Linked DNA regions of Homo sapiens: region 2 is linked to region 1. Evidence: chromatin contacts called from ENCODE Hi-C or POLR2A ChIA-PET data. All regions are on one chromosome and are shown on one strand. The core of a region is the stretch at or near the end of the contact, and the rest is flanking DNA. Distances in the headings are between cores, read along the strand shown. Region 1 overlaps TMEM132A (transmembrane protein 132A). Region 2 has its middle 29 kb from the start of LINC02954.

The links. Hi-C counts contacts between places; a loop is a spot of excess contacts on that map. ChIA-PET counts read pairs that join two places held with the same protein, here RNA polymerase II (POLR2A).
Region 2: a loop to region 1 is called in a map of endothelial cell of hepatic sinusoid, with 7 times the contacts of the local background. The contact joins two enhancer-like sites. A Hi-C loop is called at or near these places in 3 of 168 maps with a recorded cell type or tissue (endothelial cell of hepatic sinusoid, mesothelial cell of epicardium and posterior cingulate gyrus). POLR2A ChIA-PET finds 5 or more read pairs at or near these places in 4 of 52 experiments (B cell, BJ, WTC11 and 1 more).

Annotation. Positions count from the first base shown.
Region 1 is chr11:60,935,490-60,938,779 of GRCh38, reverse strand. TMEM132A (transmembrane protein 132A) reads right to left here. Exons shown (of 11, transcript NM_178031.3): 11 at 1,621-2,916. The coding sequence ends at 1,873. SLC15A3 (solute carrier family 15 member 3) reads left to right here. Exons shown (of 8, transcript NM_016582.3): 7 at 755-910; 8 at 1,407-1,696. The coding sequence ends at 1,561. Among named protein-coding and RNA genes, the nearest start is that of TMEM132A, 13 kb to the right of the region's middle. RefSeq lists a silencer at 2,607-2,756. Within about 2 kb of position 1,460, at least 6 of the 41 ENCODE cell types and tissues checked have a DNase peak (open chromatin) inside an H3K27ac peak, as active enhancers do; they include B cell, where a contact is called at or near this core.
Region 2 is chr11:61,024,969-61,028,258 of GRCh38, reverse strand. No RefSeq gene overlaps it. Among named protein-coding and RNA genes, the nearest start is that of LINC02954, 29 kb to the left of the region's middle. RefSeq lists an enhancer at 1,511-2,076. Within about 2 kb of position 1,823, at least 4 of the 41 ENCODE cell types and tissues checked have a DNase peak (open chromatin) inside an H3K27ac peak, as active enhancers do; they include B cell, where a contact is called at or near this core.

The sequences.
Region 1 (3,290 bases), core at 211-2,710:
GGAGAGGAGGCGGGCAGGTGAGTGGGTAGGAGGAGCGGTCTTACAGGCAGAGGGAACAGCATAAGCAAAGGCCCAAGCCTTTGGGAAGCGTGGGGGATAGGGCTGGAGAGGCATGGGAGGTGCAGGGAGCCGAAGTGTCGAAGGGCTTTGTGCGCTGAGCCTGCACCTTGGGATTTCTCCTGAAGGCAACAGCGCCCCTCCTCTCCAGGGGGTTTTGGCCGGGAAAGGACCCCATCCGAGGTCCTTTAGACTGATGCTCCTGGCTGTGTGAGGAGGACAGGAGTCAGGGGAGTTTAAGAGGCATTTGCAGAAAGTGACCAGGGCTGGGGTTGGACCCAGGGCAGAGGGAATAGAGAGAAGGACATATATTTAGAATAGATTTCAGAGGCTGTATCAAAACAATTTGACGATGACGTTGAAGGTGGGCAGAGAGGGTGGGGAGAGAGAGGAGGTAAAGATGGTGCTGTCACTGAAATGATAGACCTGGCAGGAAGGGGAGGAGGGGAGACAGAGCTATTGGGGCAGCGCATGGAGTACCCCGGTGCAGGGGTTCAGCCAGGAGGCAGGTGAGCAGGGCAGAGGGGAAGGCGGCATTGATGCATGGGTGCTGTCATTGCCACTGAGTGGACAGGCATCCAGGGGAAGCCTGGAGGGTGGCTTGGTGGGGGCAGGGTCAGGGGCAGCAAGCAGGGGCCTGGGCCTGTTCTCTGCGCCTGCACCAGCCCCTGAGATCGTCTCTGCTCCCCCTCTGCAGGCCTGGAGTTTGCCTACTCAGAGGCCCCGCGCTCCATGCAGGGCGCCATCATGGGCATCTTCTTCTGCCTGTCGGGGGTGGGCTCACTGTTGGGCTCCAGCCTAGTGGCACTGCTGTCCTTGCCCGGGGGCTGGCTGCACTGCCCCAAGGACTTTGGTGAGTATGGGGCCTCCCCAGGAGTGGGACATGGATGGAGGGAGGCTTGGAAAGGAGGTGGCAACTGCTAAAGTGCTTTGACTCTGGGGAGAAGCAAGTAGAGGGCTAGACTTGGGAGAATGGGGTTCTAGCCCGGGCTTGGCCAGTCACCCACAGCGTGGCCTCCCTCCTTGGGCCTTTCTTTCCCCAAGTGTTGAACTTAGTGGACCTCCAAGGCTCCTTTCTGCTTCTGGAACTCTGCCATCTCTGGCTGAAGGGTTACCTTTCTCATGGTGTTTATATTTCACGCCCCCTTCTGAATAGCTGAAGAGGAATTGTAGACACCCCTGGAGATCTTCAGGAAGTCAAACATTAGTGGGTATCTGTCCAGTGTCTTCAGATCCCACCACTGCCCACATGGCCTCAGTTGCCAGCCCCAGGGCTAGGACACGGCAGGCACAGGGCGCAAGACAGAGGATCCCTGTCCTGACCCAAATCTAACCCCTCCTTTCCCCAGGGAACATCAACAATTGCCGGATGGACCTCTACTTCTTCCTGCTGGCTGGCATTCAGGCCGTCACGGCTCTCCTATTTGTCTGGATCGCTGGACGCTATGAGAGGGCGTCCCAGGGCCCAGCCTCCCACAGCCGTTTCAGCAGGGACAGGGGCTGAACAGGCCCTATTCCAGCCCCCTTGCTTCACTCTACCGGACAGACGGCAGCAGTCCCAGCTCTGGTTTCCTTCTCGGTTTATTCTGTTAGAATGAAATGGTTCCCATAAATAAGGGGCATGAGCCCTTCCTCACGACCATGGTCCATGACAAGGGGCAGGGCAGAGGGGGCCTGGATGGGAGTCCTTGTGGGGGACCAGGCAGGGGACTTGGATCAACAAGCACCAGACGAGTGGCGGGGGCAGGCGAGAGGCTCAGTGGGACCTCCACCCTCGTTGCCCCAGCTGGTGGCTGACCAGGTGGCTGTGGAGGGTCAGGAGCTGCCCCGGATCCTCTCCATGTAGTTGCGAAGCTCCTCAGGGTCCTTCAGCCCCATGTCCTCACACACCCAGCGGATGTCCTCCTCGCCTGCCACAAGGATGGACTGCACAGCAGGGGCCCCTACAGGCTCCTCAGGTGACTGGGCTGGAGGGGCTGGCGCAAATGTCACAAACTCTACTCGCTTCCGCCGCCCCCCAGCCTCCTTTCGGGCCAGGGTGCTTGAGGAGCTGGTGGTGCCCCCAGGAGGGCCAGGGGCCAGGGTAGGGGCCTCCCCTCCTCCCCCACTCTCACAGGGGCAGCTCCCCTCCCCCTTGGGCGGGCCAGGGGACTGCCGGTCCAGCTGGCGGCTCAGTTCCTCCTGGTCAGTGCCCAGCCAGACCCAGTTGTGGGGCTGGGGGGAGGTGGGGTCAGTGGCACTGTCGGGAGGTTCTTTGCGCTGATAGCGCAGGACGAAGACCACACCATTGACCAAGAAGATGAAGATGGCCACGCAGAAGACTCCCAGCAGGGCGTACATGCCCAGCTCTAGCTCAGTGACATGCTGAGGGGCAGGGACCATCTCCTCCTCCTCTTCCTCCTCCTCCTCCCTGGCTTCGGTCTCCTCCTTCCTGGCCTCCTCCTCTGCCCGCTCAAACTTGCCCCTCACACCTGTGTTGCCCCCGACACTGCCTGCCACCTGCCGTTTACCACCCATGGTGGCTTCTGTGGCTGGTGGGCTCCAAGCAGGGCTGGATGGGAGAGCAGGGGCTGGAGTGGAGGCAGGGGGCAGCCCCAGCCAGGCGGTGCCAGAGGCCAGAGGCACACGGTGGCGGCCCCGGCGGCAGGGCTCGGGCGGGTGCAGAGCCACATGCAGCGGCAGCCCCTCGGCGCCTGCCCCACTCACCACCACCCCGAGCTGGGCACCCTGCTCCTCAGCTGGCAGGATGGCACCAGGCTCCTCGGCTGAGACGGACAGTCCCAGGTCACGGCGGTCGTAGAGCTCAGCTGGGGCCACAGTGTGATCAGAGAAGGACAGCCATAGGGAGAGGGCCACCTCCTGTGGGGCACACAGACACAGGCAGAGACATGCGAGGGCACGCACGCATGCACAGAGAAACCACTCCCACAGAGATAGGCCACATGGAGGAGAGACCAGAGAGAAAACAGAGACACAGGCAGATAGACAAAACACAGGGAGAGAGGGGACGCGTGTCAATCACCTGTCTGCCACTCAGCCCTAGGGTCTGAGTTATTGGGAGGGTCCTCAGTTAGAGCCATCTAACCAACCTCCCACTGCCATACTCCAGCCACTGCTTGATCACCTCCAGCTGCAGAGAGCTCACTACCTCACAGAGTCAGTCCTCACTCTGAAAACCCTAAGGGGTCGAGGTACCAGGGTCCCTTCCTCCCATTCCCCTCTACCATGAGCCC
Region 2 (3,290 bases), core at 574-3,073, 89 kb before region 1:
GGCGTGTGCCTGTAGTCCCAGGTACTTGGGAGGCTGGGGTAGGAGGATTGATTGAGCTTGGGAGGTCAAGGCTGCAGTGAGCTATGATCATATCACTGCACTCCAGTCTGGGCAACAGGGCAAGACCCTGGCTCAGAAAAAAAAAAAGAAAAAGAAAGAAAGAACAAGCCATAAAATCAGGAAAGGAGAAGAGAGCTTGACAAAGCAGTAGGAAGACTTGAGTATGGGCAGAAGAGGTGAGTTTCCTGGAACAGGAAGGGAGGGAGGGGATCTTGGGGTTTTTACTGGGCAGAGCTCCAGGGTTAATGCTACTGCCATCACCCATGTACTTCAGAGGGGTCCCCACAGCCAGAGGGGCTTTGATGTTAGCAGGAGGACTTGGCTGCTTCCAGCCCTACACTAGCTATCCCCAGGGTAGGTGGCCTGGGGACGAAAGGCTGCGGTGGGTGGCCTTGCCTGGCCCTGGACCACAGAAGGGCTCTCTTACAGGATGGGTTGTTCTTGCTAGAGGGTGAGCGTGGGCATGAGCTGAGAGGGTCCTGCAGGGACAGACATGCGTCTGGGGCTGTACATCTCTAGCATGTACCGAGTCTCTCCTGCTGCACGCAGGATGCACCCACCTAGTCTTCAGGTTGCCAAGAAGGTGGGAGGACTGCAGGCAAGGGCAGCAAACGCAGAGCAGACTGCAGGAAGTCACGGCACCGGCCACAGAAGGGGGAAAAGAGGGTGACTATCGGAGTGATGCGATGAAGGGTATTGCTGTGTCTTGGCTATGCAGAAAAGTTGAGGGGGGCTACTGACCCCAGTTATTTTAGTATCTCATCCTCAGATAAGAAACAGCCTTCACCTGCCTTGAAACCAGGGCAGAGAGTGAGGCCTGGAGGGAGGGATGGTCACCCCAGAGGGGAGGCCATGGGAAGGAAGCGGAGCCCCATGGACCCAGTGCTGTTGTTTCTAGGGAGAGCCGTGTGTGTGACCTGGAGGCCATGGAGGGGAATGTGTCTGTGAGTGTCTGGACGAGGATCATTTTGTCTCCCCACTGTGTGGAAGAATGAAGAGGAGGCAGTGATTGTGGGCCTGGTCGGGCTAAGCGTAGGGAGGGGAGGCAGGAGACCTCGCAGGTAGAGGGACTCTTTGTGAGCAGGGGGCTTGAAGGAAAATGAATCTCAGCCAGAGCCCATGGCCCTGGGGACCACTCCCTCCCCTCCCCCTCCTTCTGCACTTGGTGGGTGGCTGGGCAAGTGGGACGAGCTGGGGGAAGGGAGCCAGGGAGGGGGCACCTGCCCTCAGCCAGGATAGGGCCCGGGTCCTCTGCGGAGGGGGTGGGGGATCCTTCCCCAGGACAGAACGTGTCATGGTCTCCCGGCCTCCCACCCACCCTCTCCCCCTCCAGCCTATCACCTTTCCATCTTCTCTCCTCCCCGCCCTCCTGCTTGCCCCGTGGTAGCTGCACTGACTGGCTGTGAACCTGGCTCCCCTGGTCCTAGCTGGGTGACCTTGAACTAGTCCCATGACTTCTCTGGGCTTCACTTTTCCCACAGGGAAGGTAACAGACGTTAGGAGACCTTAAGGCTCTGGGAGGTTTTGAGAATTAAGTGAGGCCACAATGTAAGGGGTCCAGCAAGTGCGGGGTTCGGGGCCAGGGAAGACAAAGGCTTTGTCTGGCTGCTCCTGCCTTCCACTGTCTGCTCAGGCACACCGCTCCCTCCCTCTGTCTTCCTCTTTTCCTCTCTGTCTCATGACTCTCTCTCCCCACCCCCCGCCCCCCTCCTTTGTCTCCCTTTGTTGCTATTTCGGTCCTTCCTCAATGATGTTGGTGAGAGGTGAGCCTCTTTTCATGTCAGGATGCCAGAACTCCGTCAAACTGGTAAACAGCTGAAGGATGTGGCGGGAGATGAACTTTCCACTGAAGCTTCTTTCAACCCATCCCTTCCCTGGGGCTCCCCTGCACCTCCCCACTCTGGAGACTCCATCCCATCCTCACGAAGCGAGGACGGGGGGCCGGGGACGGCGGCCAAGAGAGGTCCACGCCAGGTGGCCACACGGGCTCCAGCCGCTCTGTCCGTTCACCAGAACCATGAAGAGGGTCTTTGAGAGGGGCGGAAGTGGAAACCGCAGATGGGGCGATAGGGAGGGGTGGGGGATGGACAGGTGTACGTCGGAGGTGAGGTTTCCAGGGGACAAGGTTAGGGACCCGCAGGTGATGCCCTGCCAAGGAAGGAAAGCCAGTACCTGTGCTCCCTGGGAGCAGCCTCGGAGCCTGAGAGCCACATCCATGTGGGCCCTGGTGGGATAATCCTGCCAGAGCGTGCTCCTGACCTGGTCCCCTTGGGCTCTCTCAGATGTCTGGAGGATGCCAATTAATTGTGGGGCCTGAAGAGCTGTGTGTGGCTCCAGCTGGGCATTGGGAGGCACAGAAGTGAGCCTTTGGTGTGGATTGTACCTTCACATGGAAAGGAGGAGGGCAGGGGCAGTGGCAGCCAGGGCCCAGCCACACCATGTTCAGCTGATAGCCCTGGGAAAAACTGAACATTCTTGAGCCTGTTCCCTCAGTCATAAGATGGGGATGATGCTGGTTCTTCATGGGGCTGTTGAGAGCATACATGAGTCAGTACCTGCAGTGTGCTCAGAACAGTGCCCGACACACAGGTTCTGAGTGTGCCCTCAGGAATCGAAGCTATCATTAATGTCACCGTCATATTGTCATCATGGCTGGAGGCTGCTGTGTTGGAAAATCATCTCCCATGTCTGTGATCACTCTCCAAGTCCTGAATCCGTCTCCAACTCGTTCCCTCTTCTCCATCTCCCAGTGCTGACCACCCCCCAGCTGGCCTCCCTTCCTCCAGGCCCCAGCCCCATCAAACCTCCCTCCGCTTCATAGCGGCAACCTTTCTAGAGCATCCGTCTCATCGGATCACTTCCCTGCCTTAGAAACTGCTCGCAACTCCCAGCAGGTCTAAGACAATGACAAGGGTCAAGTTACACAAGACCCTTGGAGATGCTCCCCATGGTCTTTCCCACCTGCGCACCCCCTTTTCCCCTGGCCTTCAGGCGGCATGCACCATACTTGCACGTGTTGCTACTGAGAACATCCTTCACTCATCCATCCAGCAAACTCCTACACAACCTTCAATGGCCGACTTGATTGTTCCCTCTTTTGTCATGCTTTTCCCACTAAACCCTGGCAGTTAGTGGCTTCTTCCTCTCTGTCCACACAGCCTCTGTAGTGGTGTGGTGGAGCCCTACATGAGGCAAAAGTTATCTGCTTGGACAGCATGTGGGAGAAACTC